Linked DNA regions of Mus musculus: region 2 is linked to region 1. Evidence: chromatin loops called from intact Hi-C (ENCODE). Cell type or tissue: left cerebral cortex. All regions are shown on one strand.

The links. Peaks named below come from ENCODE experiments on the same cell type or tissue, not always from the same donor. Only the 100,000 strongest peaks of a DNase experiment are listed, where the experiment ranks them.
Region 2: a loop joins it to region 1, with 6 times the contacts of the local background. A loop is called at or near these places in 16 of 42 quality-filtered maps.

The regions. Positions count from the first base shown.
Region 1 is chr13:95,891,046-95,893,545 of GRCm38, forward strand. It overlaps Iqgap2 (IQ motif containing GTPase activating protein 2), which reads right to left and starts at 877. Exons shown (of 36, transcript NM_027711.1): 1 at 619-877. The coding sequence starts at 664. In left cerebral cortex, CTCF peaks have their summits at 323 and 1,045 (motif pointing left); DNase peaks (open chromatin) are centred at 315, 1,062 and 1,474; H3K4me3 peaks cover 1,634 bases; H3K27ac peaks cover 1,267 bases.
Region 2 is chr13:95,775,993-95,778,492 of GRCm38, forward strand. All of the region lies in intron 2 of Iqgap2 (IQ motif containing GTPase activating protein 2), which reads right to left. It overlaps Gm32702 (a long non-coding RNA gene), which reads left to right. Exons shown (of 3, transcript XR_382767.3): 3 at 1-1,968. Among named protein-coding and RNA genes, the nearest start is that of Gm32702, 13 kb to the left of the region's middle. In left cerebral cortex, a CTCF peak has its summit at 1,404 (motif pointing right); a DNase peak (open chromatin) is centred at 1,386.

The DNA.
Region 1 (2,500 bases):
GACCGGCTCAGAGTCTGTCCTTACAGAAATCCTCCCGCGCAGGAGATCGGGGGCGGGGAGAGCCACCGGGAAAGTGGCTGGGGGCGGTACGTGTCCCTGGAGGCCTTGGCTGGAAGGGCCTCACACCTGTGGGGCCTAAGTGGCTCTAGCTGCTCAGGTGAGGCCCAAAAGAGACTAGTAGGAGAAGCCTGCCCTTCCAGGAAAGTGCCTTCACCTCTCGCAGAGCGCGCGGGCACAGGAGCTGCGCTGCCCACCTGTAGCGACAGCAAACAAACTTTCCGCCCCTTTTGGGTGGGAAGCATCGGATCCCCTACGCCACCCTCTGGCTCGAGCCGGCAGCGCCCAAAGCAAGGCGGGCTCCTCACCTGATACCCCTAAACCACAACCTGATCTGCACCAGAGCTGCTGAGGCTTGCGAGGTGGAGGGACTTAGCTGGAAGCTGCAATTAGGAATTTGGAAGAAAGGGGCTTGGAAATCCGCGCCCTGCTCCTTTGCAATTCCAATTCTCAACTTTGCCAGCCGCTGCCCTCCGCAGCGCGCCCTCAAGCCCCTCGGCCTCCCCAACGCCGTCCCAGGGAGAGGGGCGCCCCGAGATCAACGGGAGCCCGAACACTCACAGCCGTAGCGGGGCCGTTGCAACGACGGCAGCTCTTCGTGCGGCATCCTGCGCTGCTCTGGGGGCCCTCCCGGGGAGCGCCCCCCGTGGTTTCCCTCGCTGGCCAGGCTCGCGGGCTCCGCGCCCGGCGGGCGCGCTCCGATCCCACCTCTGGGCTGCCCTCGCCCGGCTTCTCGGAGCTGACCGCTCCGCTCCCTCGGTGCTCCTTCACTCGCGCCTGCGGCGGCCGCGTCTCGCTGACACCGGGGCAAAAGTGAACTATCTCCTCCCTCGCTCGCTCGCTCGTTCGCCCGCCCGCCCGCCCGCCCGCCCGCGGGCCGTACCGCCTCCCCCAGCAGGTTTCCTTTCTCCTCCCGCCCGGCCCCGTTATTCACCGCGGTGGGAGCGCGCCGCCGTGCAGCGACCCCTACTGGCCGCACAGCGCAGCGCCCGGTTGCGAGGACCCGCCTCCCGCGAGAGGAAGGGGCTGAGAGGCACCCTGGACCCCTGCAGCTGGAGCCCAGCGCACAGATGGAGGGCGACTTGGAGCATCCGGAGGGTGGAAGTGAACCAGCGCAGGGAAGAGCAAGAAAAACCACAGCAGACCACAGGCACCCAGTTCGCCTGGGTGTTGCTCAGTGACTGAGAGACAAACATTGCAGTTCCTTTTCCTCTAGAGAGATTGCACGGGGACAACCCTCACACACTCACCTCCCCACCCCACCCCCGAGCCCCGCGAGCGCCTGCTTCTCGCATTTAGGGGTATAAACGAAAGTTGTTTATGACTTTTGGCTTACGAGACACAGGATTCCCCTTTCTTGACAAGAAACGGTAAGGGTGAGCTCGTGCGCGGGCTGCAGGAGCAAGATTAACAGCCTCCAAACAACACTCAGAACACAACTGCCAGTCATCCGCCCACCCCTCTGCCAGCCCGCCCCCAATGTGCAAAACTGTCGCTCAGGCCCAGCCGGGGTCGCACAACCACAAACCCCTTTCCGGCTCAGCTTTTGAGACAGAAACCACAAGTAGCTGTTTTAAAAGCACGGTTTTCATGCGGTTGCTTGGAGCCTGGAGGAATGTGGGAGCCCCCCCCCCCCAAACATGGGCCACTGCTTTTTCACAAACGTGGGGCATGTGGGTGATCACATGACTGAAAAAAAATCATCAAAAGAGAGGGTCATAAGAGATGATTTAGCCGAAGAAAGGTGGTCTAGCGACACTAGTCACCTTTAATTAAGCAAATCTACAGAGAGCAGCCAGCTGCTTTCTGGGAGACACAATGAACTCTTGAAACTTGAAATTCAGACTCTTGGACCCCGCCCCGCCTCCAGTTCCGTTGGTCTGAGTTGAGGCTCATGAACTTGCGTTTCTCACAAGTGGTCAGTGAAGCTGAAGTTGTGCCAGCCTATGAGTTAGGTGCACAGGAAGAGGGAAGTCTCATCAGATGAGAGCGAGAGGATTCCCCACCCCCACCCCTAGAGACATTGGATTCTCACCCTGTTGGAATGGGATGAAAGGGATTTTCCTCCCCACAAAAGTAGATGCTTCTAATGCTATGGCCACAGGTCAGCAATACTCATCCTGTGACCAGCCTGTCAGCCAGGCTTCTTCCATGTCTCAGAGACGCCATGTTGGACTCTAAAACGCACTGCGTATTCTGTGCATCAAAGATGAACTCCTCACACATCAGTTCTCAGGATGAACACCAGGATGCAGGGCCTCAAGAAGTAGATGGTCTATGTGAGGAGAGGTGGGAGGAAATCGCTGTAAACCACAATGGCCTGAGAAGGTGGTATGATTTCAAAGTGTGGTGTCAGGTGGAGTTTGAAAATAGGCAAGAGTTGGGTGGAGAACATCCTATCCTAAGAGACAGGCAAGGATGGGAGCCATGAGCTGGAACCTGA
Region 2 (2,500 bases), 120 kb before region 1:
AATGGCACAGTTGGAGTTAAGATGGTAGAATTCAGGGGTTTGCTAATGAATGGACTGGCCAAACCTTGGCATAAGTAAAAATGCAGGTATATAAGAAACATTGCAAGAAGATGAACCAACGTAGATGATACAGTTTTTATGTCATGGGGAATAGGAGTCAAAGGAAATCACTTTTAAGGGGCCTAGCATGAATCCGTGCCATGTGTACACAGTGAGTCCCTGTAGGATGCTCTGAGGAGTGGGTCAGCTCAGCCTTTGCCCCTGGCATCCTCCAGCAGGGACAGACATGGCTTTCAGCTTGTGGAGTAAAATGTTGCACTGTCAAAGCGGTAGGCACTCCCTCCCATGACACACCTCCTGTTCTCAGCTGCCTTATATGACACTGCTTCTGTTGGGTGCCAGGCTCTAAATGGCCTTCTGCTTAAAAGCAGGGTGACAGGCTGAAGAAAACTGTCATTACTGAGAACTATTTAATCATGTTGCCTGCTGTGTATACCACTATATTACACCATGATATACTAACCGTCCATGACTATGTATATATGATGCATTATGCATGTGTGCATGTAGAACCCTAACTATATATGATTTTACATATAGTAGTGTGGCTATAACTATGGTTACATGGTGACTTTTATGTAATGTGAATGTGCCACATTCATACACAACTGTCCCTTGGTATCTATAAGGGATTAGTTCCAGGACACTCCTGAATCCCCAAATCCATAGATGATCAACTCACTTCTATGAAATATTTACATATAAATATTTGCATATGCAAACATGAAAAGGATCTACATGGTGCCTCCTCTCCCTTATGTTAAATTGCCTCTGGAACACTTTAAATACCTGATGTAAGTATACATGCTTATAGTTCATGGCTTAGGGAACTCTAAAAAGAAAAGTCTATCTATGTTTGGAGGATCCTTTCCCAGGAATATTCTTGAGCCAAGGGTGGTTGGATGTACAGGCACAAGACACATAGAGATGGAGAGCCAACCACATCATTACGTCAGTATGAGGTCATCATTCAATATCTATCACCATAGTTACAGATATCTATCCAAACATTCTCCTTAGTAGGCTATGAAAGACACTGGGAGGTGTGCTCACTAATGAGGTGAGCTGGGCATGAAGACGTGATTTTTCCCTGTGTGCCCTTCCTTTGGACCTTTTAAATGCAAAAAAAAAATGTGTGGATATGGGAAATAAACCGTTACAGCCCTTAATTAAGGTGCTATCCACCCTGCACATAGGATATAAAAAAGAAGCAAAATGTTCCCCTTTTATCTGAGCTAGAGCAAAGCCAGCCAGGTCCTGCTCTCCAGCCATTCGTGCTCTCCTTACCCGTCCTTCCCAAGGCCTCTCCAAGCAGCTCAACCTGAAGCAGCTCACCAGGGGGCAGCATTTACTGCTGGGTGAGCTGCTTCTACTTCTTGATTTTACATAGAGATTAATAATTAATGACAGCCCTGCCACCCAGAGTACCTTTCTGGGACCAAAGTCACCTGGAGAGTGTCTTCTCTGTCACATGTCTCTGCCCTGGAGTCTCCATATATCTTGGCTCAGGGAGTATAGACTCTGAGCTGGGCTGGGCTGCAAGAGCCCTGGGGGGACTACAGGCCTCACACCTTGGAAATCATCTAATATTGCTGTAAGTTAATAGGCTGCTTTTTCCTGTCAGTTTTTGTTGTTGTTGGTTTTTGTTGTTGTGGTGGTTGTAATTTGTTTGTTTGTTTTAACCATCTACCTGCTTTGAGAGGTCATGAAAGCAGAGAGGAAGGCTGGCACAGCCTGGAGCTGGCAAAACAAGTCTCTTTAGCACAGTTCAACCAGGACCTGACACCTTAGTGGCTAACTGCCATGGATTCTTACCAAGAGCTTCCACCATGTGGAGACTTTCCAGACAATGAGGTATTGTGTCCCTTATCTACAATGTCATCGTTGGCCTGCATTAAGCAGTCATCAGAAAGAAAATTTGTTCTTGAGGCATCTTCTTACAGACAGAGGAAATGGAAGCCCATATGCACCTTCTCCACCCCACCCCATGGGGAAAGGCAGCAGGTTTCTTCTGAGAGAAGTGACCAGAAAATAAACATCTAAGTCATAAGAAGTTCAAAAGGACATCTCTACAACTGGATGCTATGCCTAGTTAGAAAGAAAAGTCAGGACCAGCCAGATGGCTCAGCTGATGGAAGTCCTTGCTGCCAAGAGTGACAGGATGAGCTCCACTCCTGGAACCATGTGGCAGAAGGAGAATGACTCCTATAAGCTCTCCTCAGACCTCTGCTTTGATTCTGTGTATGTGCACACACGTGCACGCACGCTCGTGTGTGTGTGTGTGTGTGTGTGTGTGTGTGTATGTATGTATGTATGTTTGTGTGTGTGTGTGTGCCCATGTGTGTGTCTCTGTGTATAAATAAACAAATTTAAAAGAGAAAAGTGACAGACCAGGAAAAAAAAACCCAGATGGATTAATGCCCCCCACACACACACACAA